4 separate regions of the Mus musculus genome follow, and all the other regions are linked to region 1. A link is a loop called in an ENCODE intact Hi-C map of the cell type or tissue named here. Cell type or tissue: left cerebral cortex. All regions are shown on one strand. Region 1 holds the start of Nptx1 (neuronal pentraxin 1). Region 2 overlaps Rptor (regulatory associated protein of MTOR, complex 1). Region 3 holds the start of Rptor (regulatory associated protein of MTOR, complex 1). Region 4 overlaps Rptor (regulatory associated protein of MTOR, complex 1).

Region 1 (8,000 bases):
GAGTGGGGCTGCCCCCTCCTCCTCTTACAACCTTGTTTGATTTCTTTGACTTCAGGGCACAGCTCATCAGCACACCCAGGCAGGTGCTAAGGACCAGCCTGAGTTCATGACCAGGGCAAATGCAGCTGCATGCAAGATGGGTCACTGGAAAAAAAAAAACCGATTGAGAGGGCTCAAGGTAGAGAGAGGGACCCCTAAACCCTGAAAGGACACCAGGGCTACTGGGCAATTGGCAGAAAAGATACCCAATGGCCCCAGAAGGCTAGTGTCCAGATCTTTGTTGGTGACAGATTCCAGCTGAAAGCAAGGCTTTCATTACTAAGGAAGGCTTGGGCCACAAACAGCTACTGTGCAAAGTTGCTGGAGATTAAACAAATCAGACTTAAAAAAAATCCTGCGAGTGTCCTGACTGTACTGTACAATCCCTTCTTAAGCTCTGCTGCGTCCCTGGAGAGGTATCTCCAGCCTAGGAACTGGGCAGGAAGCCCTAACTGGGGAGGGATTACAGAGTGGGGCCGGGACAAGAGGCCAGGGCAGGGAGCAGGACCCAGGCAGGCTGTCTCTGGAGAGCATGCAGCACGTTCCCCTGAGCCCTTACCTTTCTCCAGCTCGCTGATCCGTTGGTGTAGGGAGGTCAAGGCGCTCTCGATCTTGGCCCTTTCCTCTGTGTCGTTCTTGGGGCCCCCTTTCCCCTCCTCCAGAGTGTTCACCCGAGACAGCACCTGCCGCTCCAGGTCATCGATCTTGCTCTGCAGCAGATCCTTGAGGCTGTTGGTTTGGCTGGAAGAATTGAGGCGGCTGTACTGCTGCGGGGGCATAAGGGCAGGGGAAAACCACACCGTTAGGCGTGCAGCCCGGACCGTGCGCGAAGGCCCGCGACGCGGTCCCTGGGGCGATTGCGGGGGTGGCCTGGAGGGAAGCTCCAGCGAGTGGCAGCCCTCGGTGCCCCGCAGGGTTCGAGAGGCGCCGGTCAGGCATCAGCGCGCCGAAGAGGCAAGGAAGGGGGGACGGGGGTGCCGGACCGGGTCGGGATGGGGTGGGCGAGGGCAGAAGGGCGCATAACACGGAGGGGAAACCGCAGCTCACGCGGACCTCGAGGTTCTCCAGTCGGGTTTTGAGAGATTGCAAAGTTTGCCCGAGTTGGCTGAGCGTCTCCGCGGCCGGCGTCCGGGACAGGTCGCCCATCGTGTTCTTGCCCGAGCCAGGCTGCTTGCGGCCGCCTCCCGACCTGGCCTCGCCGGGACCCGAGTCCAGGGTGCTCTGGCTCTCGCAGCGGCCAAGCTTGGTGGTCAGCTCCCTGATGGTCTCCTTCTGGCTGAGGATGGTCTCCTTCTGCTGCAGCACGGTCTCGCGGAGCTGCAGCACGTTGCTCCGAAGCTCCTCCGCGCCGCCCGCAGCCACGGACGCGGCACACATGTCTGCATCCACCGGCACCGAAGTGCAGATGAAGCGGGTCGGCCCGAAATCTTGGGCCCCACTGCCCAGGAGGCAGAGGGCGAGCAGCGCACAGGTGCGTGCGGCGCGGCCGGCCAGCATGGCTCCGGACACTTGGAGCACCGGGGCCGCTCGGCTCCGGTGGGGATCGGGCTGAGACCGGGATCGGGCTGGCTGGGGCAGTCGCTCCGCAGGCGGCCCGCGCTCTAGCACCGCGCTTCTACGCCGCACAGTCTTCTCGGCCGCGCTCCTCGGCCCCCACTGCCGCCTGCGCTGCGGAGCCCGCGCCTTTTATGCAGCCGCGGGAGGGGCCTCGGCGCCGCCGACGTCAGCGGGGGAGGAATCCCGCTTTAATTGTGTGCGGACCGGCCCCGCGGCGCCGCGGGGGTCGCACGGGAGCGCGGCTGGAGCTACCTCGGCCCTCCCCATCTCGTCCCTCCCGGATCCGCCACCGCCCCCTCCCACCGCCTCCGCACGCACGCCCCCGCCTGGGCCCGCGCCGCTTCCCCGAAGACTACCAGAATACAGGGCCAAGAAGGAGATCGGCCGTGGGCCTGGATTAGATGGTGGGGCACCTGCCCAATACCCCTAATCTCCAACGGGGCTCGGAAAAGAAGAATGGCCACAAGACAAGCTCGGTTCGCTTGCTCCACACTAAGCGCCCGTGTGGTTCGGGCTCCATGCGCTCGCAGCCCTCTTCTTCCTAAATAGTCAACGTCGGTGTCCCCTGCGTTCAGCTCGCTGAGGTCCAGAAAAGGGGTCGCGAGGCCGAACAATGATTCATGGACATTTGTGGCTGAAAGCCACGGAGCACTCTGAGTCTGGGGATCCCCCACGCCCTGGCTCCCCGCCCTACTGTATTCCCCTTCTTCCAACTCCTGAGGATTGTAGACCTAATAATGTCCCCCGCCCCCGGAAACGAGAGCCCGCACTATGCACTCGTCAGGGCTAAGGCCTTCTCGGATCTGTGGATCAAACCCTTCCTGCCATCCAAGCCAGCCTAGTTCCAGGCAGGTGGCGCCCCAGAAGCTGGCTGGCCACTCAAAAGGGGCCCCTGGGGGAGCTTCTTCCCTTACCGCTCTGGGCGTGTCTGTGTGTCCCTTTGTAGGTGTATGTGAGCGTTGGGTTTACCGGTCCACTTGAAACCCCGTCTAGCCCATTCCTCGCGCCCCTGGACTTTGGAGGAGGGGTTTCAGAGGTGGGCAGCGACTTCGCATCTACAGGGGTTCGCACCTCTTTACCCTTTTCCTACAGACACCTTACCCAGCCACCTGCACACCCATACCTCCTTTTTTTCTGGATAGCAGCACTGCCGGCTGGGATTCCAGTCCAGGTTTCAATGCCTCTGGGGACTCTGGACAAGGGTCTGGGCTGCAGCCCCACGTCGGAGTCAGAATCGGACCTGGGAACTCGCCCAAGATCCAATTATGTTGAAAAGAAAACGAAGGCGGGGAGAACCCACATCGGGTTTTAAATGACTGGAAAAGCCCAACTACAGGCTGGCTGGGTTCGCCCCATAGACCTTCCAGTCAAGCATTCGGTTGCCTCACTCCTTTTACGGGTCTGCGATGGACCAGACTAGGTCCGGACTGTGAGGCGCCAGTCCGGGACCCACTGGCAGCCTTCGGACAGAGGATGCCACTCTCCGGTGGGCATCACCGGTGGTGAAGGTAGAAGCCAGATTGGCAGGGAAGCCACTATCCAGGTCTTCTCCGACGCCTCCTCCCAGCCCCGAGCCCCAGGGGCGCCCCACTGCCTGTGTTTCTCTTCTCGGCATTTAACCATCCCGAGTCCGTGCTGCGAGCTGCCGTGGCCCCTACACGACAGGAGCGTCGCTGGGCCGCCGCTTCCGGGCGCCAGAGGGACCCCGCAGTCAGGACGCGGCTGTGGTGCAGAGAGGGAGTGCGGGGCTCCCGCTCCGGCGGGTCCACCGTCAGGTACAGAACGCAGGAACGCAGCGTCTCGCATCTGGGTGCCCCCTAGGTTCCGCTGGGGTCTCAGAACTAGCCTCCCGCCGTTCTGCGTGGGACGTACACCGGCAGAACTAGGAATTACCCCCCAACCCGGGGCGCTGCGCTGCTGGGCGACGTCTGCCCCCAACTCCCAACCTAGCGCGGACGGATGCGGGGACCCCGCGCAGACCTAGCGCTTCGGCCCCGGCGGCGCCTCCCCCCACGCGTCTAACGCGAAGCAGTTCCTGGCCTGGCCCTGCGGCGAGGCTATCCCCGCTCAGAGTGCGTGGGCGCAGGAGACCAGCCTGTCCCTTCCCCCGCAGGTGTGTAGAGGGAGCTGGGCGCTTAGTGTATCTTGAGCCCCAGGAGCGGCCCAAGGGTCCGATTTTTATCATCCAGAAGACCTAGGTGACTTTGGTACTGTCACATGTGGGCGCTGATGGTGCCTCACCTTTTGACGGAGGATGATGGGAGGGGGCGGGGCTCAAAGGGAAGAAAGGGTCCTGCGCTCAGGTCCAGAGGTGGCAAGACCTTTGGGATCTGTGTAGCCTGGAGCAGGGAGCAGGGTGCAGGGAGCAGGGAGCAGGGAGCAGGGAGCAGGGAGCAGGGAGCAGGGAGCAGGGAGCAGGGAGCAGGGAGCAGGGAGCAGGGAGCAGGGAGCAGGGAAGACAGTCAAGGATACAGTCCATTCGACCACCATTGCTAAACTGCCCAGCCCATGTGAGCAAACACACTGGAAGAGGCCTCTACCCTCTTTAAATCCATTCCAGAGGGTTCTCAGGATCCTAGGTAGGGAGAGTCTACCCTGGTCATTATAAAGTTGGCTCTGCTTCTCATTGTTTTGACTGGTAGCCCAGAGGGTCTGGGGCAAAGAAAAGCCATCAGAGGGGAAACCCAGGAAGTTGGTAGGTGGGTGCTCCACTGGCTACTTATATGACTGCAGGCATGTCTCTGTGCCTGACATGGGCACCACATCGCAGAGCCTGAAGTTGAGCGGAAGAGTGGGGTAAATACTCAGTCTGTGGACACAGCACAGCACCTAAGCCTGGGAAGCCTTGGTCTCACACAGAGCTGTAGTGCATTTTCACCACACCCATGCAAATCCCATTGATACCTGCAGAACAGAGATGTCTAAAATACTGAGGAAATGATGCGTTTAGAATACTTAGTTTTTATTATAATTATTTCATTATAATTTTATATAATTTAAGCCTGGATGATGGCTTTGTTAACCAGACTTGCTGAAGACTGAACAGTCAGCTGGCCCGGGTTCAGCATAACACTGGGGGAGGGAGCAGTCCTCGCACGGTGTAGGCCTGTGAGTACGAGGTAAATTCTGTTTGCAAGCTGATATTTGGTGCCAGAGTGGAAAGGGTGGGTGTTCTCAGGAAGACTACACAGGGAAGTCACACAGTACTCTGAGGACAGCAATGCCCATCAGGGCCTTTACCCACTGGAGAGTGGGAGCTCACACGGGTACACCCAAGCCCCACCCTGCAGCAGAGCCATGGTTATGAGCAGGGCAGGCATCTGGCATTACCATCAGGACCAGCCCCATATGCACAGAGCTTCCTGGAGGCTGACATGTGTAGGTGACAGGTGGGTCTGAAACAGTGCCAGACGGGCGCCAGCCTCCCCACAGCCTTTCCTCTGACAGGGGCACCAGCCTCCCCACACCCTTGCTTCTGAGACCCTCTAGCATGAAGCACTTTGTGCTTTAGTAAAGCCAGCCCTGCAAGGGGAACCTGGGAGTGGGTAGAGGGAAGCCTTTCAGTCCCTTCCCAAGGAGAGAAGTACAGAGTCTCATTAGCCATTGGGACACAGGGCAACTTGGCCACGTGCCAACAAACCCTTTCAGGGGACACGCTGTGTCTGCCATAGATGCTGTTTGAGTAGGGACTACCCTGCATAGGAGGAGAGAGTGCTGGTGTTTTCCTTACCCCCCTCCCCATTCCTGTGCTTTTGGGGCTAAGTCTCTTCAGCACTCCGGTTGCTGGGGCACTGCATGTATTCTGTTTCTCCTCCAGGCCGGTGCTGGCACCACTAACACTCTCTGTGTGACTGTACCCCTCACACAAGGTTAGAGAAACAGTATCCACAAACAGCAGCCCGGCTTCTTATAGGAAGCTGAGCCTTGAAGACACAGTCAGGACCTGTGAAATTTTTCCTTCCCCTTGGGACTGAGGGGTGGGGAGGCTCTGACAGCAGCCAGCCTCACAGGCCTCTGAGTCACAGCCTCAGCCCACCTGTGCCTCAGAGTCACTCTCCTGACAGAGTCTCACCCACTGGCATGTGGCATGTAGGGAACCTGCTCCCTGGGAGTGCTGGAAAAGGTCTAGCCCTCTGTCCTCTTCATGGGCGTGTCTGTGGCAAGAAGTTGTACTTTTTTGTTGTTGTTGTTGTTTGTTTTTTTGTTTTTTGTTTTTTTGAGACAGGGTTTCTCTGTGTAGCCCTGGCTGTCCTAGAACTCACGAGTGAGTAGTTCACAGCTGCCTATAACTCCAGGTCCAGGAACCCCACCATCTCATTCATGCCCCCCCCCCAGGGCAGTTGTAGCCATGTGTGCATATGTACACATACATATGCACAAAGACACATGCAAGAAACACATGTACACATGCACACACATATGCTCAAGCACACACACATACACACATGCATGTGCACATAGACATTTGCACCTGTGCGCACACACATATGCAGGTGTGAACACACATTCATAAACACACACACACAACGCACTCACCTACACATGCACACACATGAACACACACATATGCTCAAGCATACACACACGTATGTGCACATACACACATGCACCTGTGCACACACACATATGCGGGTGTGAACACACATTCATAAACACACACACATGCACACACACATGCACACACACATGCACACACACATGCACATACTTAGGTCTGGTAACAAGCATTCCTAACTGCTGAACCCTTGCCAGCCCCTGGCTGTCCTTTCTCCAGTCTTCCCTCTGTATCTCCTCTCCTGGCTGGTTAAGGCATGCTTTGGCTATTGTTCTCATAGATGAAGAAATGAGCAGAGGCCCACCACAGGAAGTCTGGTGAAACAGGATAGCTGTCCAGCCCTTCCATTCCAGTCAAGAGTCTCTGTCAGGCAGAGGAAGGCACTCATATAGGGGAGCCTTTGGGGACAGGCTCAGCATATCCACAGTCACTGTGTAGACGGGAGAGGCTTCCTGGTACTCTGGGATCCAGGGCACCTCACTTGTCTCTTCTGTCAGACACTGGCCTTGCTTTCTGTTTGCACTCAATGTGAAAATACAAGGGAGCTGGCCCTGCTGCTGTGGGGACTGAGCAGTCACAGACAAGACTCCACCCAAACCCCATTCTCTGTGCCCTGCCAGGGGTCCCCCTAGAAAGGGTCACCTTCACCTGAGTCCTTCCTCCTTTTGAGCCAGCCGCTGGCCCAATCTGGCTAGGAACAGAGACCTACATGGTTTCTCAGCCTGCCCTTCCCCTTCCTATGGGCTGAGCCTAGTGTTAGGATCAGGGGTAGGAACTTGGCCTGATCTTCTTTGTTGGTCTCAATAAGCAGGCCTTTGAAGTGGGGGTGCAGTGCTGCCTGGCTGTTCAAAGCAGAGGTTTCAGATGCCAGGCAAGATCTTGGGCATTTAGCACAGTGTAAACATTCCTAATGTTTGCTTCCAGTTTGGCAAATATTTCCAGAGCATCTGTCGAGGGCAGGCAAGGTGCCAGGGCCAGTGATGAATAAAACGCCGACCCCCATCTCTGAGAGCACACCATCCATCCAGTACAGCAGACAGACACAAGCACCCTTTCCTTACTGAGCCCCACTGGCTGGAACTGACCAAGCCAGGAACAGGTCCGGGTAGTGTGAGAAAATAGGGTCTGCTGATCAGGTGAGATCAGAGCGAGGTCTGGGAGAGTGTGGGAGTCACAGAGGTTGAATGATCAACACAGGTGTAGGTCAGTGGTAGAACACTTGCCCGGCATGCACAAGGTCCTGGGTTCGATCCCAAGACCACACACTCACAGATAACATTCAGCATCATGAGTAATACAAGCAAGTGTGGCAGGATGTTTGTCAATCATGAAATGCAAAACAGGTGGGTGCCCTAGGGGGATGTGGTAAAAAATGGTCAGACAGATTTTAGCTGGCTAGGGAACTTGGCTGAGAGCCGGGAAATCATCTTGTGAGTGCCCTGTCCTCCTTCAAGGAACGTTGGTGGTCCTGTGTCAGGGTGCTCTAAAATCCTGGAAGGATAAACTTGAGGGTGGCAGAAACCATGAGATTCCACTGGAGTGGTGAGGAATTAGGGTTATAGCAGAGGCCAGGGAAGAAAGAGGCAAACTTGAGGACATCTTAGGGAATTAATGACAGCCCAGGACATTTGGCTTTGGCTTGGGTTTGAGTCAAGAAGGACAGACAATGACCTTAGATATCCTCAGTTCTCTTCCTTTTGAGGGAATGATGGGGACCTTGCCAGCAGAGGAAAAGAAGGCATCAGCTGGGCAGGTTTGGAGGAAGAAAGACCATGAGTCCTAACCCAGAGTCTTTCCCTTCCTTGGTGGTGTCTCAACATCCCAAGCTGCACCGAGCCACAGCAGTCGT
Region 2 (8,000 bases), 250 kb after region 1:
GGCTTGTTTGTTGAAGCTTCAAGTATTTCATAAAATTTTAGCATTTAATTTATTTATTATTATATTTAAATACACTGTAGCTGTCTTCAGACACACCAGAAGAGGGCATCAGGTCTTATTACAGATGGTGTGAGCCACCATGTGGTTGCTGGGATTTGAACTCAGAACCTCTGGAAGGGCAGTCAGTGCTCTTAACCACTGAACCATCTCTCCAGCCCTCATGTCAGGGTTTTTAATTGTATGTTCGCATATAGAAATGTGATGCATTTTGTAGAGTGGCCTTGTTTCCTCTGAACTCACTAAACTTACTTCCGGATTCTGGTCGTTGTATTGCAAATTCCTTAGATCTGTGTTTATAATTATGCCCTCTGCAAATGCATACGGTTTTCCAATGTTTGCATCTCTTGTTTCTTTTTCTTACTCTATTGAACTAACACCTCTGGTACAGTGTTAAATGTAAACCATGAAGCTGGGCAGTCAGCCTCTGCCGTCGCGGATCAGTGGAGGGAAAGACATCCTGTGTTTTGTTGTTAGGCATAGCGTGACCTGTGAGTGTTTCATGGCTAGCCAACACCAGGTAGGGAGTTCCCTCGTTTTCACTGATTGGTGCTGAAACTTGTTGTATAACTCTCCCTGCATCTGACCAAGGAAAGCCATGGCTGCTAAGGTTTGAACATCTTCCTTTCTTCTGTTAATGCGCTATGTTGCTGTTAAACATTAAAACAAAACTTGGTTCCTCTGACTGACTTAGCATCAGCTCACGTTGCCCTTATACAGGTTGCGGTGCTCCACTGAGGTCTTTGAAGATCTGCACACCCACTCTTCACTGACCTCAGCCAGGACTGCCCTTCCAAGTGACTTCATGCCTGCTACTCAGTGCCTTGGAGGCCTTGGCTACTGTCTGCCACCACCATGCTTGTCGGTCTGTCTTTCTGTCAGTTTGTAGTTTGGGGGAGGAGGAGGCAGCTCTGACCTGTGCTGACTGTGTGGCCTTTCTCCCCCTGCATATTTTCCTTTCAGTGTTTTTAAGGTTTCTCTCACCAGCTTTGACAGTTTTACCTTAGTATGTGCATGGGCATTTTTTTTTTTTTAAGGTATTCTGCTCTGTGTCTCTGTCATCTCCTGGTCTGGATGCTGTGGGCTGAATTATGTGCCTTAAGAGTTCTTAGTTGAAGCCCTAGTATTTGGAGATGGGGCCCTAGAAGATAAGTAGGTTTTAAATGAATTCTTGGGAGTGAGACCTTGGTGAAGAGGCAGACGGTAGGACGGTCTTTGTGGCTGCTGTGTCCTTGTCTGTCTATGTGTGTCTGTGTCACTACTGAAAGCTGACTGCCACGCACATCCTCTCAGCACATGCATAGCCCTTCTATGGACTCTCCAAGAAGACCGATGTGAGTCATTCGATAGCACCAACCCTTAGGAACATGGGAAGCCATAAGCCCTGAGACCTGTGCATTGTTCATTGCCTGACTCCACGTGGCACTGTGGTACCAGCTCCTCAGTGTCGGTGTGTTTGGTAGGGAGGGGGCGGTGCTGCTACAGCACTGGGAAACCACACTCCTGAGACTGTCCGTGGGTCACGGTGTAGGCCACAGATTCATGATCACTTGACGTCTGTGAGTGTTTAGAGTGTGTACACTTTGAGGAGTTCAGGCGGCATAGGGTATTAATAGGTTGTGGAAGAAATATCAAGGCATGTGGTTTGTGGTCTAATTTAGCTAATGAAAAATATTTTTACAAGTCTCATAAACACTCATTGTCCAGCAAATTAGCTTCAGGCATCAGCACTCTGCCCTACAACCCTGAGTCATTAGAGGGAAGTGTCTGTGCAACCATACGCTCGTGCTTCAGTGCAGCCTCTTACTGGGGCTCTGGATGCATCTGGACGTGTGCACATGTGGACTGATTGAGTAGCTCCTGCCTTACTGAAGAGCCAGCCATGATGCACTGACCCTGGTTTTCAAAGGAAATTGATGGGTTCACCTCCCATGCTCCTTGTCTCAAAGCATTTCCAAATAAGGAATCATTTGCAGTGAGTCCACAGCGCTCTCCACAGTCACCTCATTGTGGTCATTTGAGAAGTGGCGATCCACCACACCCTGACTGACTTAGTCCGTTTACACAGGTGCACAATGTGTAGCTTTTAAAGGCCTTCCCTTTTTAGAAACTGCCTCTCTTTTATGGAAAAAAAAATGGATTTTTTTCCTTTGTTATGTAAGGACTGTGTTTTTAGCAGTATATCACTAAACACAGATAAGCAAAAAGGATTTTTAAAAACACCTGTAATTTCTGCCCTGCCAAGATACTCAGTTAGGACTGGTGGATCCTTCAAACTGTTTTCTATATCTGTGGGCATTTATGACAAGCATGCAGCCTGCCCTTCCACGGGGTCTCAGTGCGTTACACATCGTTTGCTGCTGTGCACACTGAGCCAGCCAAGGGATGTGCGCCAGGGTTCATAGTGGATTTTAGATAGTAGGACTTATATCATGTTATGACTGTCTTCTTATGTCCTTACTTTGTGGGAAAAGCATGTCTCTGATATGACAGTGCCATTTTCCTGGAAGCTGGAGGTTTGTTTTGTGCACACAGAGCATTGTGATCCCTCAGTAGTGATTCTAGCATTGACCAACCAAGCACACATGGGCACATGAGCATAGTGCATTGTGCCAAGCCTGAGGCCAGCCAAGACACTGTTGTTACAGCACAGAGAATGTACTGAAATGTGAAAGTGCATGTGGGTAAGGGAATAATTTGGGGAAGACTAACCTTTGAGTTAGCACCCATACTGCTTGGTTGTCCTGCGGTCTTTTTCTGTTGCTATGATAAAGCAACCAAGGGGAGAAAAGATTTAGTTTAGCTCACAGCTCCAGTTTAGAATTCATCATGGCAGGAAAGTCAGGACACCGCAGGAACTGGAAACACCCAGGACCCAAATTCAGGGAATGGTGCCACCCACTTTTAGGATAAGACAGTCACCTTTCAACCTCATTCACGGGCCAACCAGATCTGGGCAGTTAATTCCTCAGTACAACTCCGGTGAATCTGTGTATGGCAAGTTGACAGCTACAGCTAATTATCACAGGTGGACACACAGGCAAGCTAGAATCTTTTTCTGTCTTGCCTAGTCACTGCAGCACTCTTGGGATGGCCAGGTTCCCTTTCTTCCACCTTGCTCACTTCAAGAGCTGAGAAAGACCCTGAGGACACAGCTGAAGAATAGCGTTTAAACTGACTCCTTTCCTGTCCCCGTGCACAGCTGCCAGCTGCCATAAAGAGTTAGGATTCTATCCACTGGGCGATGGGGAGTCTTAGCAATGAGTGGGAGTTGCCGCTGTTTTCAAGTAGAAGTTCTGTGACTCAGGTTTGTGGGCTGCTGAGATTATGCAGTGTGCTCAGCACTCTGCCAAAAACTATAAGAAGATTGATACATATCGAGGAACGAAAGCCATTGCCCATAGGAATTTATTATCTAGTTACAGAGGAGATTAGCATAGAGGAGCAATGGTGAATAAGTAATAAAAAGAACACAAGCAAGGGCTTCGAGGAATGCCTGAGCTCCTCAGAGGTGAATGTTGTTAAAGATTTGAAGGTTATGCAGGAGCTTCACTAAGCTGTCAGGCCCAGGGCATCTTGAGCTACACAGAATAGATGGAGATCCTGCTACACTGAGTGGGACCTGGCCCCAGGGGAGCCAGAGTCTCTGACCCACGAAGGAGCGTGGGCAGCATAAGCAGACAGACAGAGGCCAGCTCTGACGTCTCCAGCACTGTGATGTGACTCTGGGCCAGCCAGGAGAAGAATGGATGGAGAGTGGTAACAGGTCAAACACACTCAGCCCTCAGCTTGCTCGGTTAGTAATGGTTTCGAGGCCCAGAAGGGAATCTTCTGTTTTCAGAAGTCTTTATTCTGTGCCTCAGAGGCCTGGATGTTCCCCCCTGTGTCGTGTGCCCAGGTCTAGCTGGGACATGCTCAGCCTGCTCTTCTCCTGCTCATCTTGCTACAGATGCCTAGCAGTCCTTAGAGATTCTAAGTGGAGACACTCAAGTCTGAGCAGTGGGGAAACTTGCTTTGCTGTTGGCTGCCCTGTGGTTTTCTAGCTGTGAAGGAGAGAGCAAGCACAGGAGGAGCTCTGGTTCATGTGGGTCAACAAGACTTGGGCATCATCAGCTTGCTGTAAGCCTACCTCCTGCAGCCCTGGTCCAGTTATTCCTAGTCCTCAGTACCTTGTGAGGCAGATGGTAGGCCAAATGTGTCCAGTTGTTCTCCACTTTCCCCCAAGGCCTCCAGCCCCACTTTGTGAGAATGAAGAGAATACCTTCCTGGGAGGTGGCCCGTGTGCAGTGGCACACATGGCCGTAGTCTCCAGTCAGTAGTCAGCCTGTCACAACTGGTCTGAGTGTCAGTACCCAGCTGAACAATAGGTTTTTGTACAGGCTAGCTTTGTGCAGCCCCATGTGAGGATTAGGTGGGGAAGGCTATGCTAGTGAGACACAGATTGGTGTGTTGCTCATAGGAATGAATGCATAGAACAAGAAATGTCTTCTCACTGAGGTTTGGATGACCACTGTTGTAACAAGGCCTGTCTGTCAACTAGGTGAAGAAGGGAAATGGACAGTCTTGCTGAATGACTGCAGAGGTCATGACAAGGGCCGGGGGGGCGGGGGGGGGGGTGCGCTCGGGATGAAGAGAGTATGGCCCAAGATGATGCCAGATGGCCATTCCAGAAGTTGCCCCACCCTGAAGTTATCATGTGCACAGCAGTGGAGACATTTAAAAGTGGTCACTCTGTGGCAGTTGGTAGTCAGCAGCGATAGCCTGGGTGTTGAAGTCAAGGAAGATGAGCCCTGGCAGGAAACAGAGAGCTGCAGGGAGCAGTGTCTGTGGGAAGATGGGAACAAGATGGGAATAAGCCCTCGTGCCGACAGCAACAGCGGGAGGGGAAGGAGGGAGGGAGAGCTGAGGAGGCGGCATGCCCCTGCCAAGGAGGTATCTGGCTGCCACGGCATCTGCTGTGCAAGTGTGACCTGTTTTATTTTAGTCCCGTGTGTGTCACACATAAGGTTAGTTTTTGTGACTCAGAGCCGAGACACAGGATGCAGAAGTTGCCCAGCCACAGCACAGCTGGGACTAGAATTTGGCTTCTCATCTTTCAATCCTGTGATCATTTTCCACATTAAGTTTGTCCTTGGTTAGCACTGAGGAGTTAAATTTTAAAAGAGCCCCTGTGCTTGTCAGTGGACTTTGTAGGGCCTAGAGAAGCTTCCTGAATGGGGTGAGGTCTCAGGTTGGATCCCTCTGGGTCCTACTGTAGCCTGTGATGATCCAAGATAGGCTCCCAGTTTCCCAGGCACAGAAGCCACAGCTCCAAAGTGAGGAGTAGGCTCACTTCTACCTTCGTCATCCCAAAAAGGACCTGTCTGCAGACGAGCCAGCAGCCACATCACTGCTCGCCCACTAGACAGGTACTCAGTCAGTCAACATGACTGATCTGTCTGCAGCAACTGGGCAGATTCTTTGCCTATGTCCTCATGACAATCTCGGGGGAAATTGGTGGTTGGGGGTGGGGGGTTCAGGTTGCTGTGGGATCCTAACCCAGACAACACATGCTCTGCTCACAGTGGCTGTCGGGGACCGAGGCTAGGGTAGAGAATCTTGCCAGCCCACTTCTCACTGCCGAGAAGACAGCTTTGGTTCACATTCCCAGAGACTGTCCCTGAGAAAACAAGGTGATCTGTGGTGACTTCACTTGACTCCAGGCATGTGGGCTCTTCCTGTTAACAGTCTAGGTCTGGAGGCAGACCATGCTCAGGCTCTGGTTCTTAGAGGCCCTGTACCTCTCCCCAAAACACTGCCCAGTGCACAAGGCACCAGCCCCATACACGCACACCTCCATGTGGTGGTCTCCACGGTAAAGAGCAGTAAGGACAACCCCATGCTCAGTGGAAGGGCAAGCCAGTCCCCAACACCCCATGCCGAGTTCCTCCCTGGGCCTTGCTTTCTCTTTAGTAGTAAGGTACGTAATGGTCCCCATACATGCTCAGCACTAGGCTGTGTGATAGCATGCCAGCCTTTGGAAATAAACCTGATGTAAATGTCATGTGTCGTTTACCCCCTCTCCCACACACCCTTTTCTCTCCTATCACTAAACCACCTTGAATATAAGGACATATTTTTGTTTCTAAACCAAATGGAATTCTTAACAAGAACGAGCTTACTCAGTGTAGCTGTGTTAGGTAGGTAGCCTGGCCCTGCTCCCCTCTGTTCCTGAGTCTTTGTCTTTGAGTTGTTCTTACTGACAATACCATCAACTAGGTGACTATAATGGGAATTATTAATCTGTTCCACCTTATAAATAGCAAATCACACTCTAGTCTCTAAACCAAATCACTGTGAAGATTTTCCTTCTGGGAGGAAGAAAGAGTTTCTAGTCAGATATAATTAAACGTGCTACCTAGTGGGTAAAATTAAGCTTGCTGCAGAGCAGAAAGAAGCATGCCCACACCTTAGGGCTTTGAACTACTCTGGTCTCCAATGGACATATGCTTGCCACAGACATGGATGCTCTGCCCTGTCAGGATGCAGAGCCTTCTCCTGGGTTAGCACTCAACACAGCTTTCCTTCACCTCCCTTTCCGTCGTGGAAGTGGCCACTCCCTCCCCAGTCTCTCCCTTGAGTGTCTGCAGTCTCTGCACTGCCTGGCCTTTCATGCATGCACATGCTGTGTGCTTCTCATCCGTCCTTCCCACTGGTTGTACTCTAGTGGACCAGCTGAATGACCGCGAGGTGAGTAGGCTGTGCCGGGGAGAACTCTCTTCCTCAGCTCTTACAGACTGAAATGTATGGATCCCCTGACAGCACAAGATGTGTCCCTGAGCCCCGTTGGCTTGTGCTACGTGTGTGGAACTGTGCAACCGTGTGTTGGCAGCTGTTCTCTGTCCACACACACAAAGGCAACAGAAAAACTGTCGGTGTGTCTTCAGTGGAGAGGGAAAAGTAGGAACTGCTGAGGGTGAGCCTGCGTAGTTTCTTGTCTCCTTCAAGAAGACATGTGGGAACTGTGGGAATGCTAGGGACTCTAGGAGGCCTTCCCAGCCACAGCCCTGCCTGCTGTCTTTGAGCCTGAGGCTCTCCCTCTCTGTTCCCACATCTGACTCCCTGGCCTATTTCAGTAGGCATGGCAGCACTAATGCAGTGGACATCTTGTCTAGGATCCCTGGCCGGCTGAATGACCGGAGGACCCCTCTGGGAGAGCTGAACTGGATCTTCACAGCCATCACAGATACCATCGCCTGGAATGTGCTCCCTCGGGGTGAGACACCGCACCAGTCAGAGCCAGTGAGGAAGCTCACAGGGCCTGGGAGATAGCAAGGGGAGCAGACCAGTCTAAGGAGGCTGGCACCACCACGTGTGTTCAGGACCAAGGGTCCAATGCTCAGTGGGTGTCAGCCTTGCTCTCAGCTCCGTAATGCTTCCCCAGCAGGCTCGGGGCTCAGCTTCCTGAATAAATACTGGCACTACCTTTGAAACCAGAATCCCAGCTATAAAGCGTGTGTGCTTTGTTTATAGTTTGGCTGGGACTGGGGTATTTGTTCATATGTAGGCTGATATGTGCATGTGTGTATATATATTACCAGTGTGAAATGTGTGTGTCAATCTCAACTTGTGTGTAATATTTTTTGATGGGAGAGAATTTGTGGTTTTGGCTTCCAGTCCTGGGCACAAATCACTGAAGGTTCCTTGTTATTTTTTATCTGCCCTCAGATCTCTTCCAAAAGCTTTTCCGACAGGACCTGCTCGTGGCAAGTTTGTTTAGAAATTTTTTATTGGCAGAAAGAATCATGAGGTCATATAACTGCACCCCAGTAAGCAGCCCGCGGCTCCCCCCGACATACATGCATGCCATGTGGTAAGTGTGTCTGTCTGACAATTCTTTTGTGCTTGGGTCCTTGTTTGTATGCCTGGCTGCTTTGAAATGGTGGGCTTCTTGGAACCATAAA
Region 3 (8,000 bases), 52 kb after region 1:
CTTTGTTGGGATGGCCTTCTGACTTGAGAGAAGGGTCTCTCGGTTGCAGCAGGCTTCTGCCATGCTAAAAAGTGCTGAAAAGACAGCCACAGCAGTTCTTTCTGGGAAAGGCTGTTTGTCTGAGTCTCTCACCCAGACTGCCTGTCCTGTGCGCCCTCTTCCCCTTCCCGCTGGCTGATATAATGCACAACCAACATTCTCAGGGGCTTGTCTTTGTACTCTTCCTCACTTTACTATGTCTTTGGCATCAGGTTGTCAAAATTCCAAGGATGTGTGTGTGTGTGTGTATTCACGTGTATACATGATTTTCTTTCTCTGTGTCTCTGTCTCTGTCTGTCTGTCTGTCTGTCTCTGTCTGCCTGTCCATCTGTCTTTGTCTCTCTGTCTCTCTCTGTGTATAAGGTATGGATGCTAGAGGGCAGAGGACAGGTATTATTTGCCTTGTTTTTGATAGGATCTCTCACTGACCAGTAACTAGGCTGCCTGGCTATCAAGCCCTAGAGATCTGCCTGTTTCTACCATCCTAAGCACTGGGATTATAACCATATAATGCCTCTCCCACACAATTTTTTTTTTTGAGGTAGGGTCTCATTACTCCTAGGACTGCCAGGCCTGGAACTCACTACCTAGACCAGGCTGACCTTGAACTCACAGAGAGTGGTGAGATTAAAGGCATGTGCTACTCTGTCCAGCATGTTTAAAACAAAACAAAACACAGGAGTTGCTGGGGCTGAAACACAGGCTCTCGTGCTTATAGGAGAAGCTCCTTCCAGACTGGACTGTCTCCTCAGCCTGGCAGTGAGTGTTTTAGGGCTGGTGAGGGGTGATGGGGTCCACCGTGTGAGATGAGGTCCCTCTCCTTTTGTCTGGCAGGTCAGTGGTATTTCCTCTAGTTTGAGGTCAGAGCTGGGCCCAGCAGCCCTTCCTCTCTTCCTGCTAGTCTGCAGCCTGACATTGTCCATGAGCAATCGGTTTCAGAGGCACTCAGCTTGTAAGCACCTTTATTCATGTAGGCAGAGACTGTAATAGACTGTAGGGGAAGGAGGTTGTCCTCAGCTTCCACGTCCAATTTCATAGCCTGACTCAGACCAGATTTTACACATGTCTGGAAATGGGTAACACATGTTTTCATTATTAAATGGTTTCGGTGAGCAGCTTTATGGAAGCCTGTGTCCCTGCTGATAGATGATGGCAGGATACTGAAATGGGAACCACAGGCCCAAGTGGCCAAATGATCACATGCTGTGGAGAATGGACTGTCCTGGCAGAAATGTCAACCCTTTAGTTTTCTTCAGCCTGTCATTTGCTACAGAGGCTCTGCCTTCTGAAAGCCCCCGAGGTTTCCTAGGGTTTGTCAGAGACTTGAATAGAAGTGTCCAGGACACAATGGAAGAGTGTTTCTTTTAAGTGAAAGAAATCTGGCACATCCTTCAACTTTCAGGTTGGGAACTGGGCTGTCAACCTGTCCTTCCTGGCTTTCCCACGAGTCACAGATTTGTTCCAAAGTGTCACCTTCATAGTCTGCATGTTATAGGTATAGAGACTTCAGGGAGAGGCTTTGTCAGAACTTCAGGAATTAGTGGTGCCCTGGGAAATTAAATGTTATTTATTTATTCATTTACTTATTTACTGATTGATTGAGTATTGTTGTTCTGAGCTAGAATCTCATGAAGCCCATTTTTCCCTGTAGCCAAGGATGGCTCTAAACTTCTGAACCTTCTGTCTCCACCTCGCAAGTGCTAGAATTGCATATGTAAGTCTCAATATCCGCTTCTGTGTGTTGTGTTTTGTTGTGTTTGTTTGGTGTGCGTGTGTATCGTGTGTATGTGTATTGTGTGTTGTATGTGTGTATGGTATGTTTTGATTGTGTGATTGTGTGTGTGGTGTGTGTTTATGGATGGTGTGTATTGTACTTGTGTGGTACGTGTACCAGTGTGTGCGCCACACGTGTATGTATGTGTGTATAGTGTGTGTGTTGGGCATGGGGGGAATGAAGCTCAGCTATTGGAGGAGACTTTGGAGAGAGTCTTGTCTCCTGTCCGTAGCTCTGACTACCTTTATCTCTCATTAGGGTTCTCTCAGTAAATAAAACAAATTCCAAATCTGTCTTCCTACATCATCTCCCATGATTCAGGAGTCTAGAGCAGTGGGCTCCTTTGTTACCTTTTTAAAATTTATTCATTTTTTTTTTTGAGACAGGTTTTCTCTGGCTATCCTGGACTCACTTTGAAAACGAGGCTGTCCTTGAACTCACAGAGATCTGCCTACCTCTATCTCCCAAGTGATGGAATTAAAGGCATGCACCACCATGCCTGCCTCTTCTTCCTTATTTTTGTATGTAAACTCACATGTGCTACGTGTGTGGGTAGGCCAGAGGTCAACCTCAGGTGTTGTTCCTAAAGATGTGCCCAACCTTTTAAATGATTTATTTTATGTGTGCATCTGTGTGTGTTACATACATGTGAATACACATGTGTGTAGATACCCACAGTGGCCAGTAGAGGGTGTCAGATGCCCTGGAGGTGGAGTTACATATGTTTGTCTGATGAGCTAGGGGTCCAGTCACATTTTGTTCATTTTTATATAGGGTCACTCACAGGCTTGAAACTTGTAATTTGGATAGGCATGCCTGTTTGTGTATGTGTGTATAAATGTTTACATGTATGAATACAAGTGTCATAGCACATATGTGGAAGTCAGAGGACAACCTTGGCATTGGTCCTTGCCTTCCAGCTTGGTTCCAGGGTCTCTTGTTATTCCAGGGTCTCTTGTTATTCTTGTTCCAGGGTCTTTTTATACTAGGTTCACTGGCCTTCCAGTTTCTGGGAGCTCTCTGCAGCCTAAGGTTGGAGGGATCACCATGTGTGTATGGCACCAGTGGGCATCAGGACTACAAAGTAAAGTGTCAAGGGATACTTTGGGACAAGGTGGAAGCAGGAGGTGCTATGATTTCTTCTATAGATTCTAGAAATTCTAAAGCCCCTGCTGGTAGTGGTGGGGAGGGGCTGGTGGTAATGGGGACACTCGATTTTGGTGCACTGCTCTGAGACTAGGAGGATAATGGGCTCTGTGTGATACTGTAACCTCAGGAATTCTTGGGGGGTGATAACTAAACAGCAGGAAACACTTCCCACATGCTTGTGAGAGGGATCTGAGATTGCAGCCTGGACTCTCAGATGCTAGCAGGGTTGTGTTAGGGACTGTCACATTGTGTCCAACCCTGGATCTACTCTGAGGAACACATCTGCAGATTAACCCAGGCTTTAGTGGTAAGGCCTACAGTTAGTAGACTACATTGGAGTTGTGGGACCTGTTAGCATTCTGTCTAAATTCCACCCCACACTTACCTGGCAACAATCAGGTAGGCCTGACCCACTATAAAAGGGGCTGTTTATCCCTTTCATCCCTCTCTTACTCTTGCTTTTGATCTCTTGCTTCTCTCCTGCTCTTGCTCTCTCCTACCCCTCTCCCTTCCCTTCCCTCTCTCTCCATGTGCTCAAGGCCATGGCTCACCTCTACTTCTCTACTCTATCCTTCTCTCTCCCTTTCTCTGCCTCTACTACCCTCTTAACTCCCCTCCCCATGCCCTGAATAAACTCTACTCTATACATGTGGCTGGTCTCTCAGGGGGAAGGAATGCCTCAGCATGGGTCTACGGAGGAACCCCCTTTCCCCATTCCTCCCCCTCCCCCCATAGAACATATTTTTTCTGTCTTTATCTTTTTATAAACATACCAGGATCAGTCAGAGCTCACTCTCAGTGGTGGCTTGCAATGCCTTCACATCTTGTTTGTTTGTTTTTCAAGGCAGGATTTCTCTCTGTAGCTCTGGTTGTTCTGGAACTACTAGCTCTGTAGACCAGGCTGACCTCCAACTAACAGAGATCCTCCTGCCTCTGCCTCCAGAGTGCTGGGATTAAATACCAGGCCCAGCTTTCAACCCTTCTCTTAAAGTGGATTTTTTTTTTTTTTTAAAGAAAGGGTCTTATTTTGTAGCTTAGGCTGGCCTGGGCATCTTTACAAGCTAAATTTTTATCCTTTTAGTAATATTCTTTAATATTATCCAAACTTTATGGTTCAGGAACCTAAGACTGAGAAAATGCAGCTTGAAATTAGTAACATTGACTAACAGAGGCTCCCCTAACACCAAAGCTGAAGGTGGGCTCAGTTGTTGACTGAACTCTAGCTAAAGGTTAAGAGTGTTTCACTAACCGGGGCGGTGGTGGCCAGCCTGGTCTACAAAGTGAGTTCCAGGACAGTCAGGGCTATACAGAGAAACCCTGACTTGAAAAACCAAAAAAAAAAAAAAAAAAAAAAAAAACAAAAAAAAACCAAAAAACAAAAAAACAAAAAACCAAAAACCAAAAAAAACCAAAAAGTGTCTCACTCGCACCCTGGTTACGAAAGGCTGGCACCTCGTTACATTTACTTTATATTTCCATTGCACCAAAGCAGTTCTCAGAGTGTGTCAATATCTGAGATTTACTGAACTGAACCAGAGAAGTCAACAGCAGGGAGGCTTGCTTCTGTGGGCAGCTTTAGACGTTTGCACATGAAACTGTAGCAAAATAAGAATATACTGTTCAGGAAATAAAGTATATCAGACAAAAAATTCGTAATCGATGAAATCGGTCTCTTTTAAAAGTGGAAATATCAAAAGAAAGTCCCGATAGTCTTATGTGTCTAATATCAATGGTCTTTTCTGAGGCTTTTTAAAAATACCACCTTTTAAAATCATGACGAAACCAAGTGGTTTCTTTCTTTAATATCAAGGCACGAAGCTTTGTTTGTAGTAGCAAAAAGCTTTTAAAAATAACTGAACGGACATAGTTTCAATCGCAAATGGTCTATTTTACTAGTGGAGATCAACTAAGGAGAAAAGACGTGGTAACCTCGGTAACGGCGTGGGGGAAGGGAGGACGGAACACCGAGCTCTACGCCCTAGCAGGGGTAGAGCGGTGAGAACGCTCGAAGAGGTTTGGCTTATTGGACGCGCCGTAGATAGCGGTGCATGCTGGGCCTTGGCAATATGGCGTCCTCCTTGATGTGCTGATGAGAGGAGTTTTCACTGTGGCTCCAGAGCAGAGGGCAAAACTCCCCTGACCTAATAAGCCCAGTGTCCCTGTGCTGTCCGCGGGCCCGTGTCGCGTGTGTATCGGGACTCGTTCCTGGGTAGGAGAGAGCCACGAAGCAGAAGGCCAGCACGGGCCTGGCCGCGCGGCCCGGTGGCTGAGGAGCCCGGCTGCGGACGGGCACGATGGGCCGGTCCTGGCTCAGGTTGCAGCCCCTCAGGCGAGTGCGGGACCCGCAGGGCTGAGAGCCGCTGGGCGAGCCCCGAAGCCCCCCGATCCCGATCCCTTGAGGCCTCAGCCGGGCCAGCACAGTCGGAGAAGCCGCCCTGCGAGCGGGCCGGCCTGCCCGCCGGGAGCCACTGAGGCGTTGGAGGCCGAGAGCCGGGTCATCGCCGGGCCTGAAGTCTCTCCCGCCTCCGCCAGTCCCGCTTGCCGCCCTCCTGACGGCCTGCAGAGCTGCGGGGGCCGGCGACCGGGCGCGCGTGTCGCCGCTCGTCCGGGTCCTGCGGGCTTGGGTACCCACGGGCTCGCCACCCACCCCGCCCCCTCCAACTTCGCGCTCAGAGTTCGAGATAAAGATCTCCGAGGTTTAGCCTCAATAAGGATCTTCGAACGCTCTGCCGCCGTCTCTATTCCCAGCTTCCCGTTTTCCCGTATTTTATTTTACCAGTTCTGGTCCACACTAGTTTTTAAGGCTGGAGGTTCTCGAGCGCCTGCTGCCAAGGACTCCCCCTCCCCCTCCTCCCCTGATGGAGTCGGAGATGCTGCAGTCGCCTCTTATGGGACTCGGGGAGGAAGATGAGGCGGACCTTACAGATTGGAACTTGCCTTTGGCTTTTATGAAGAAAAGACATTGTGAGAAAATCGAAGGCTCCAAATCTTTAGCGCAGAGCTGGAGAATGAAGGATCGGGTGAGTGGCTTCTCATGGCACCTTTTTGAGTTCGTAGTTTTCCAACTAAGAAAGTTCTGAGCAAGGACAGCCTTTTTAGAAGGATGCGGGTATTTCGAAGACACATGTTGCACTAAAATCCAAAAAGCTATTCCAGACTCGGGTTTTGGCTAGTCTCTTCTCACCGAGTAGCGTTAAAAACGAGTTTTAATTCAGAGGGGGGAAAAACACCAAATTAGGAACTATAGTTTCACAGATACTTATATGCCCTTTACTACACTTAGTAGCACTTAGAGAAAAGACAACTTGGGAAATAATAGTTAACGTGCTTAGTCTATTTTTGTAGTCTGCTTTTTTTCAAATAACCAGGTTGCCTGAAGTTCAGATGTCTGATAAAGTGTGTTGGAAAACAAGATGACTTGAAATGTTTAGCCAATAACAAATTCAGGCAAAGTTATTTTAAGGTTGCAGCAGGTTTCATCCCAGTCCTTTGAACATCTTGTCTGTGAGGCTGACTCCCTGTGTATGTGACTTGTGGTCACTGTAACCTGGAGATAAAATTTCCTCAGTGGAAATTAGGGAGCATGGGGTATGATGGATTGGAACCTGGGTTCAGTTTTTTGGCCGTTCTTCTGATCGTGGAGTGTCATGAGATGTTGGTAGCAAAGAAAACAGCCAGCTGTAGTGCTGTTAGTTCCTGGTCTAACAAAAGGGGAGTACTGTGTCTTGTCTGTGCACACCCATATTGTGTGTATGTGTGTTTACTGTCTCTTGTCTGTGTATACCCATAGTGTGTGTATGTGTGTTTAGTTGTTTTCTCCTCCTGGGCTTCTTTCATTTGTGTGAACTTTTCAGTATAAAAGAGGAAATTGGTGTTATAATGTGTCATTTGTTTATACTTGGTATGTTTTTACTTGAGATGATTGTTTTAAAAAGGTGTATGTTGATGAACCCTCAACATAGTTCTAGCAATGACCAGTGTTTCAGTTGTTGATTTGGCTAAATTTTATCAAAAAATTGATAAATTTTTTTGTTTTTTGATTTTTTTTTTTTTTTTTTGAGACAGGATATCTCTGTGTAACATCTCTGCCTGTCCCGAAACTCTGTAGACCAGGCTGGCCTTGAACTCAAGAGATCTGCCTGCCTCATCCTGCTGAGTGCTAAGATTAAAGTTGTGAAAATTTTTTTTGAGACAAGGTTTTATGTAGTGCAGTCCAGCTTGGTGTATAGTCAAAAGCATTTTATGCTGGGCAAGGTAAATCACTCTTGTAATCCCAACACTCTGGATCTTGAAGCAGGAGGATCACAGGTCAAGGTCAGCCCTACTACAACGTGCAAACCCTGTCTTAAACAAGGATAAAAGCAATCTAAGTTAAACTGATGGCTGAGAGAGACTGCATAAAGTCTGTTTTATGGACATGTCTAGTACTAATGAAATAAAAATAAATTTGATTGCAGTGTTTATCTAAAAATAAATTTGTTTTAGAGCAACTCTACTCCCCCCCCCCCCCATTCGATTTGGTGGAGTTCTTATTTTAAACGTTTTTTTCTCTCCTGTTCTTTTGAATGTGGTTTCTTTTGCTACCTAAACCTGTACTCAAACTGTTCAAATCACATTAATGGATATCTTTTGAACTTTTAGTTTAATACTTTTCTAGAGTCAGGGTTTTATGTAGTGCAGGCCAGCTTGGCGTGTAGTCAGAATGACCCTGAACTCATGCATCCACTTCCCAGGTGCTAGGATTATAGGTGTGCACCATGGAATTTACTCTTTTTTTTTTTAAGATTTTATTTTTTTTTTATACATATGACAAGTACACTGTAGCTTCTTCAGAGACACCAGACGAGGGCATCAGATCCCATTATAGATGGTTGTGAGCCACCATGTGGTTGCTGGGAATTGAACTCAGGACTTCTGGAAGAGCAGTCAGTGCTTTTAGCCGCTGAGCCATCTCTCCAGCCCCCTGAATTCACTCTTAAATGGTCCTAGTGATCAAGCTCAGAGTTTGTGCACGCTAAGCAACACTCTACAAACTGAG
Region 4 (8,000 bases), 69 kb after region 1:
CCTTGTGGATCTGCCCTGATACCAGGAAAGCAGCTACATCTTACCCTTCTCTGTCCCCGTTTCAAAAGGCTTCTTCTTCTTCTTTTTTAACAGAGCCAAGACCTTGTTACCAAGTTCCAGAATTTTGGTTTGATTCATAGCAAATGAGCCTCTCCTTGGCTTCGCAGGGCACTGTGATGAGAGTGATATCCATGTGGTCAGCGGCTGTGTGAATTAGGTTTCTCATCATGGTGGCCAAATAGCTGAAAAGCACTTAAAGAGGCAAAGTTCTATTTTGGCTCACAGGTTGAAGGCACACAGTTCAAGGGCACAGTCCTCGTGGGGACGGCACGGCTGCAAAGTGGGAGGTGGCTGGTCCATTGCCTCCAGTCAGGAGGCAGAGAGATGGACGTGGGGTTTCACTTGCTTTCTCTCTGTTTTCTTTTCGACCCATTGGACAATCAAAAACTGGTCTCCTCAATAAAACCTCTCACTCCTCACACACCTGTAGAAGTGTGACCCTCTACTGACTACAGATCCAGTCACGTTGACGGTGGTGATGTGTTGCTGTGTCTGTGCACACTGTAGCGGCCCTGGAGCTTACTTAATTCTCTTGGCTTACTTCCCTAGGACTTTCGGTTCTGCTGAGCAGGGCTGTGGTTAGCTCCTTGTTAGTGAGAGTCTGTGTCTGTGTGGTAGATACAGCGGTGGTGGCCGAATCTCAGTCCTTCTGATTCCCAGTAGCTAACTGTTGGGTAATCTGTTTATTATTGGGACTTAGTGATAATTTCTACTTAGTTACATGTTTGGGAAAGTTCAGTCAGATTGTCTCTTATGGGGAAGCATTTTATGCCAAGTAGATTGTGGTTGATTCTGTAGCTGACTTTCTGTGATTAGGTGACTTATGCATAGAGACGTGTTTTGAAAGCAGTATGAATGCTTTCGCAGTGGGATGCCTTGGACTTGATGCAGTTGTCGTAATACAGCTGTGAGCAATTTTAAAGTCTAAGGACCCTGGCCTTTATAGTACTGTCTGCTATAGCACCCCTCCTCTGCACCTGTTCTTTGATGGATTCCAATAACCTGCTTCCCTGTTGCAGAGAAGGCATGATGGCATGATGTGACCTCAGAGCAGTGCTGTGGACAGGGAGGGATGTGTGTCCCATGTACTGTCCCAGGAGCTCCCCAAAGCAGGCTGTTAGTTAAAACAAACGACTCAGAAGAGCCTGCTGCACTGCTTCATTTTGGCCTCTTGGAAGTTGTGTTAGGTGAAAGACTATTTGCCTATGGAGGAGTGTGTGGACAGATAGGACTGGTGGGTAGGATAGGAGATGGAGGTGAGAGAATAGTAGGTATGATGTTTTGTTTATGTTTTTCTGGAATGGAAGTTTGTTTTGTTTTGTTTTTGTTTTTGAAACATAGGACAAACCTAGCAGATTTGAGTGCTCTGCCCCTTACATCCCAGCCCCTGGGATTATTTTACTATGATCAGTTGTAAAAGAAAAGGTTACCTTATATTTGGTCTTCTGTTACTTCCTAGCTGTCTCAGGTTTATGACACTATATCTTTCTCTTAACCAGGTGACCCTGCTGAGGTTGTTACTGTGACATATAGTGACATAGGAGCTGGGAGGGACAAGCTTCTAGTCCTCCGTCTTCCTTGTGTCGATGCTGTGGATATTTTATGTTTTAACTGTACATGTTTTAAGCCCTACACTACTCTATTTTATTATTAAGCAGTTGATTATTTTTAAACACATTTAAAAATTAGGAAGTACCTTTATATTTCCTGTGTATTTATGTTTTCAATTTTCTTCTCTTTGTGTAAGCTGAGTTTAAAAGTAGCATTGTCCTTCAGTCTGAAGAACTTAAGCTTTAAGCTTTTGGGTCTACTGCAGGAGTTGGGTCCTTTCCAACTCTCTTTGCCTCTCCTCTGCTCGCTTCTTCTTTCCTCTCTTCTCCCCTCCCCTTCTTATCTATCTATCTATCTATCTATCTATCTATCTATCTATCTATCTGTTCTTTTGAGATAGGATCTTGCTATGTAGTCTAAGCTGTCTTTGAATTCATGGCTGTCCTCTGCATTAGCCTCCCCAGTACTGGGATTGCAGGTATATCCTCTGCTCCATTGTTTTTCTAAGTAGTTTTTGATTGGGATAAAAACACAGATCACATTGCTTACTATTAGGTAGATTACAATGTTGAAAGATGATTCTCTAAGAAGTTACAGTGGACTTCTATTTTATGTGTTTAAGTGTTTGCTTGGATGTATGTGCACCATGCGTGTTGGATTCCCTGGAACTGGAGTTAGAGACACTTGTGAGCTGCTTTGTTGGTGCTGAGAACTGACCCAGGTCCTCTGCCATGGCTGCTAGTGTTCTTAACTGCTGAGCCATCTCTGCAGCCCTGGATTTTACTGAGTAGCTTACAACAATAAAGTTTAAGATGGCTTGGTCTACCAGACTAAAGTCATGGTTCCCAGATGAGGAGCTGCTGGTCTAGAATCCACGCTCTACCTTCCCCTAGGGGGTGGTGGGAGGGATGTCCTTTGTAAAGCTGGCAGGTCAGAGGTGAAGCAGAAGTGATTGTTATTTATGCTTTAGTAAGGCTCAGGTCCTCTCTGGGACTGTGGTAGCTCCAGGCTGGACCCTTCATCACAGTCTCAGATTTACTTACTCACCACCTTAAAGGCTTAGCTCATTGTACAAACTTTGTGCTTTAGCCACCAACCTCTTGCAAGGACTTGCCCATTTACTGACCTGTTTTGTATTAAAAGCAGGCCTGTGTAGCCCTACCTGATTTCTTTTTTAAAAATTATGAACTGACTATTTCCATATCAATCAATATTTGTAAAAGGAACATTTGTGAACCCAGCCCCTCTTCAGAAAAGAGGACATCTCAGTAACCTGAGTGTCCTTGATGCATCCTGCCCTGACATCTGTTAACTCCTCTGTCAGGAGCAGTTAGCATCTTACTTCTTTGAGGCGTATGCAGCACGGATATTGACTAGCTGTGTTGACTCTTGCCTTCCACGCACACATTACATGTGTGTTCCAGTTCACCTGCCCTGTGCTGAATGTGGACATTCCTGAACATTGCAGTGCATAAAGCAGAGTGGGTTCAGGTGGTCAGGGACCAGGTGCTGTGCCATTGCTCTAGCCGCTGGGTTGAGCTTGGTGTTAGCTCCTGAGCCACAGTTAGTCAGTCTCAGGACAGCAAGATCCCCCCATCCTCCTCCCCGTGACTGCTAGCACTGCCTGAGAAGCCATGTAAGTGTTCTTTATAAAAGCTTTAATATTTTTTTTAATTAGGCTTTTTGATTTAAATAGCTTAGGGTTAAGAGCTTCAGTCACCAGGCACTCACATGGCACACAGACATGCATGCAAGCAAAATACCTATACAGGTAAAATACAATAATTATGAAAAAATTTAAGTATATTTATTTGTGCATGTGTAAAAGTCAGAAGACAGCTTGCAAGAGTTGGTTTCTTCCTCACCCTGTGGCTTCTAGGAGATGGAACTCAGACAGTGTCAGGCTTAGCACAGTGGCAAGGGCCTTCCCTCCCTCACCTCCCTGGCTCTGTGGATTTAGGCTTTGTTGTTGTTGTTTTTTATTACAGTTTTTTTTTTTTTTTTTTTTTTTTTGGTGTAGTCCTGGCTGTCCTGGAACTCACTCTGTAGACCAGGTTGGCCTCAAACTCAGAGATCTACCTGCCTCTGCCTGGGATTAAAGGTATGTACTAACAGGCTCAGCTTTTACCCCTGCCCTTAAAGGGGAGTCTGTCTGTCTGTCTAGGTTGGCCTGAAACTCTGATGCATTCTAGCCTCACCTCAGACTTGTGGAAATCCTGCCCTAGCTACCACCTGGCTTAAGGGATAGATTCTCAAGATGGACACTTAGTGTGAGTCTCCAGCCATCTGTTTCCTTGGTGTTAGTTCTGGGAGGTGACTGTCTCATTGATTCTGTACATTTTCCTGCAGTGATGTGGTTCTTCACTTTAGATTATTTTGCTTTTCACTTTGAATTAAGTAATTTGTTATTTAGAAGTATTTTGTTGTTCTGTTTTTGCGGTGGGGTTTCATTATGTAGCCTGCGCTAAAGTCAATCCCAGAATCCTCTTGCCTCTGCCTCATGTATATTGGGATTATGGGTGAGCACAGGCATGCTTATCCTGCTTTGTAATTTGTAGCATAGGTGAGATTTTCTAGGATGAGTTTGATTTTTTTTTTTTTTCAGTTGCTTGTGATTGAAGTCATCTGTGATGGCTGCCGAGTCATCCTTGGCTAGTGCACTTGTGGTTAGGGGCGCCTGTGGACAGTACTGTCCTAAGTGGATGGCGCCCCCTAGTGTTGTGGCTCGTACAGCTTGCTTTACAGTCTAGTGACATTGAAATGAGTTTCATGGTCTCAGAAGGCTGGTTCGTTCTTTCTTTCTTTCTTTCTTTCTTTCTTTCTCTCTATCCTTCTGGTCAGTGCTTCCTGCTGTGGTTGTATTCTGAGGCTGTGCTGTCATGTTATACACTCTGAGTCTGCATCACTTGGAAGTGGCTTTTTAAACCCATAACAGTGCTTTTTACTTCAGATCTTTTTGGCCTTGTTAACACCAGGCACCGACCAGGTTCTCTGTTGCTTATTTTCCATCCCTTTATGTAGGTCAGTGTTTCTGTATCATTTTGTGCTCCATATGTCTGTGTAAACAGCTATTAGTTCAGCCTGATGATCTGTCTGTCTGTCTACATGATTCAGGGTTTCTCTGTGTAGCCTTGGTTGTCCTGGAACTCACTTCCAGGACAACCAGGCTGGCCTTGTACTTAGAGATCTGCCTGCCTCTGCTCCCTGAGTGCTGGAACTAAAATCATGTGCTACAACTGCCTGGCTTGATTTTTATCTTTTAATTAAAGCAGTTAATTTTTTTTTATTTAGTCCTAAATCTAGCATCTTATTTATACTTAAAAAAAATGCATTGGAAATGTCTAATCTCTCTCCTTTACTCTTTGTGAAGTAACCTGGCCTTCTTCTGTAACAGCAGTCGAGGCAGCACAGAGGAGAGGAGAACAGTTACAGCACAAGGTCCCAGAAGTCATTTCTTTTGTTTGTTTCTGTCTGTGATTGGTTTATTCCCAGCCCCACCCCCTTGAGTTTTGGGTGGGATTCCTCATTTTAATGGAAAGATTTTAGAATTTCTTCTCACAAGGGCTTGGTGACATCAAATTTATTACTCAGAAAATATCTTTATTCAGCCCCGATTCTTGAAGAATATTTTCCCTGATATTTCTTACAGGCTTGTAGATGCAGTCTCACTAGGGGCTTCTGTTGATGTTAGCTAGGTGAAGGGCCTGGCTAGTTGGCAAGGCGCTTCTCTTCATGTTGGCTGGCTTCACTTCTCTCCACTGCTTTCAAGAAACTTCCTGTTTTCTCGGGGTGGGTGGGTATTTCTGCCCATTTTACCTATGAACTTAAAGGATTTTTTTTTTTTTTTGAGTCTGTGATTTAGTGCCTTCATCAGTTAAAAACAACCACCACCACCACCCCTCAAAAAAAAAAAAAAAAAAAAAAAAGACAAACCAAAACAACCCTGTCTGGAGCTGTCGCTCACTGGGCAGTGTTTACCTAGCAAGCTTGATGCGCTGGTTGATCCCCTAGCGTGGGAGAACCCTGTGTGGTGGTGGACACCTACAGTCCAGTGTTCAGGGAGCAGGGGCGGGAGGATCATGCTGAACTCCTAGTTAGAGTATACCTCTGTCTGTCTGTGTTGTCCTTTGTCTTTTTGCTCTTTGTTGTGATGTCCCTCCATTTTCTTCTCCCAGTGTCTAAACTGCTGCCTGTTGTTATCTGAATCCCCCCCTCTTAGATTCTAGGTAATTCTCTTATTTATTACTAATTTACTTAAACTAGTAACCATCCTGTTCCAGTCTTTCGGTGTGAGGATGTAGGTGTCCCCAGGCATGTGGAGGTCACATTTGCCTCCATGGCAGTTCCATCCTCTGGCTTTGGGGGCTTCTGCTGCTTCTGCTGGACATCTTCCCGCACTTGTTTATTCCTGTGCTTTGAGACAAAGTCTCACCACTATGTACTTTTCTCTGGCTTCAAACTCACAGAGATCCATCACCTCTGCCTCTCAAGTGCTGGAACTAAAGGCCTGGCCACTACACCCAGCTTGCTGTTTCTTCTTATTCTTTGTTTTTTGTTTTTTTTAATTTATTCATTATGTATACAGTGTTCTGCCTTGCATGTGTGTCTGTAGGCCAGAAGATCTCATTACAGGTGGTTGTGAGCCACCATGTGGTTGCTGGGAATTGAACTTAGGACCTTTGGAAGGACACACAGTGCGTTTAACCTCTGAGCCAGCTCTACAGCCTACTCCTTGTTTTTGTTGTTGTAAATTATTTGTGTGAGTCTGGAGGAGCCTGAGAGGAAGGGTGTCTGTGTTCACGTGGAGTCCCTGTTTGCTTCTACAGGCAGTTTGGGTCACTGTTGTAGTCATTGTTCTATTGCCATGAAGAGACACTGACCAAGGCAACTCAGAGATGCCCTGTCCCTACTTCCTCAGCGCTGGATTACAAGTGCACACACCACACCTGGCTCACTGACCAAGACATCTCTTCTCTTCTTCGTTAGCTGATGTTAACCATTTCCTTCTCAGTCTTCACCTTACCCATTTACATCTGGTTTGGAGGGTACCTCGGAAGTCATGAGATGTTGGCTGCTCAAGGAGGGAGTTGGAGGTCTGAGGGTGAAAGTGATTTGCAAAGGCACAGTGTCCCCCTGAACTCAGCCCAGCTGTCCCTAGAGTGGGCTATTCTGGTGAAACCGGACACCTGCCAGATGTGGTTTCTGGTCAGCAGGATTTTTCAGCTGCTCAGTGCTATTAAGTGACAGGACAGTCTTTATCGGACTCTGTGGGTTCAGAGCTGTGTCTGAGTTGATGTGTTATGAGGGCTCTTGGCATCCAGAAAGATGACAGAGAACCTGCTGCACATGTCAGCAGAAGGCTTTATGTAAGGAATTAGTTTGTCAGGATTTTAGACTGAAAGAAAGGAAAACTTGAGATGTTGGAAGATAACAGCAGGAGGTAGCCACCCCTTCCCCTAGGGCCTGGACAGAAGTTAGAGAAGGGCCTGTCCCACAGGTGGGGACAGAGATTGCTGTTGGCTGAGGTGAGTCCTCACAGAATAAAGGAGCTGGGGACCCAGGAGACAATCTGACAGAAAGGAGTGCATTGTGTTTTTTTTTTTTTTTCCTTCTTTTTTTCTTTTGCCCTCCTGCCTTTTTCTAGGGCACAGGAAGTTCTCTTAGAGAGGAAGCAGGACTTGCCGCAGACTAGTCAGGCTGTGCCTTCACTCAGTCCTTCTGCCTGTACTTGAGCTTCCACGGGCAGCAGCAGTTAGTCTTGTTACTTGTTTCTCCAAGTGTTCATGCACGCACCCTTCCTGGGAGGGAGTGGCACTAGCTAAGGTCAGAGCAGGTTTTCTGCTCTGGCTTCTTAGTCCCCTTCAGGCTGTTGCTTTGATTGCAGAGTCACAGCCCACCTTGGTAGCCATCAAAGGCTCTCTGGACTCTTCCTAGTCTTGTGGCTAGAGATTTGCTACATTGACACCGACCATCTGCCCAAGGGATAGGCGCCCCCCACCCCCCACCCCAAGTCAGGCTCAGACCCTCTCACTTCATGTCCTGCTACATGTCACTCACTGGGAGCTGCCATTCTTTCCAAGGGAGTGTCCTTTTAAAACATGGGAAGGAGTTAAGATATTTCAAAGAGGTTGGTGATTATGTAGCTGAGAAATGTTCAACCTTTTTTACAACCATGTTCTTCCTCAGGCTGTTGGTAGTGAAGTGAATTCAGTCAGGAAGGTTGCAATGACGTTCTACCTGAGCTTCTTAGATTAGCCTTTACTCTGTTAATAATTTTAGTGCCAAAGATTAGGACTGTGGGAGTATGCCCAACAGTGTTGTGTGGAGTCACCGGACACATCTGTGATTGACTGCTCTGTCTGTATTTTAGAGCTGGAACTTGAAAATCA

What was found. Peaks named below come from ENCODE experiments on the same cell type or tissue, not always from the same donor. Only the 100,000 strongest peaks of a DNase experiment are listed, where the experiment ranks them.
Region 2: a loop joins it to region 1, with 2.5 times the contacts of the local background. A loop is called at or near these places in 3 of 42 quality-filtered maps.
Region 3: it touches region 1 in a loop (4-fold over the local background); 6 of 42 quality-filtered maps call a loop at or near these places.
Region 4: a loop joins it to region 1, with 4 times the contacts of the local background. A loop is called at or near these places in 5 of 42 quality-filtered maps.

The regions. Positions count from the first base shown.
Region 1 is chr11:119,546,054-119,554,053 of GRCm38, forward strand. It overlaps Nptx1 (neuronal pentraxin 1), which reads right to left and starts at 1,767. Exons shown (of 5, transcript NM_008730.2): 1 at 1,093-1,767; 2 at 599-806. The coding sequence starts at 1,536. Gm11762 (predicted gene 11762) reads left to right here and starts at 2,577. Exons shown (of 4, transcript NR_045099.1): 1 at 2,577-3,709. In left cerebral cortex, a CTCF peak has its summit at 3,299; DNase peaks (open chromatin) are centred at 466, 1,403, 1,696, 2,001 and 5 more places; H3K4me3 peaks cover 3,941 bases; H3K27ac peaks cover 3,815 bases.
Region 2 is chr11:119,791,558-119,799,557 of GRCm38, forward strand. Rptor (regulatory associated protein of MTOR, complex 1) reads left to right here. Exons shown (of 34, transcript NM_028898.3): 8 at 7,212-7,312; 9 at 7,765-7,909. Among named protein-coding and RNA genes, the nearest start is that of Rptoros, 39 kb to the right of the region's middle. In left cerebral cortex, a CTCF peak has its summit at 81 (motif pointing right); DNase peaks (open chromatin) are centred at 3,326, 5,004, 6,534 and 6,738; H3K27ac peaks cover 5,930 bases.
Region 3 is chr11:119,597,990-119,605,989 of GRCm38, forward strand. Rptor (regulatory associated protein of MTOR, complex 1) reads left to right here and starts at 4,916. Exons shown (of 34, transcript NM_028898.3): 1 at 4,916-5,982. The coding sequence starts at 5,821. In left cerebral cortex, a CTCF peak has its summit at 2,482 (motif pointing right); DNase peaks (open chromatin) are centred at 4,508, 4,973 and 5,776; H3K4me3 peaks cover 2,277 bases; H3K27ac peaks cover 1,400 bases.
Region 4 is chr11:119,614,668-119,622,667 of GRCm38, forward strand. All of the region lies in intron 1 of Rptor (regulatory associated protein of MTOR, complex 1), which reads left to right. Among named protein-coding and RNA genes, the nearest start is that of Rptor, 16 kb to the left of the region's middle. In left cerebral cortex, a CTCF peak has its summit at 4,319 (motif pointing left); a DNase peak (open chromatin) is centred at 4,327.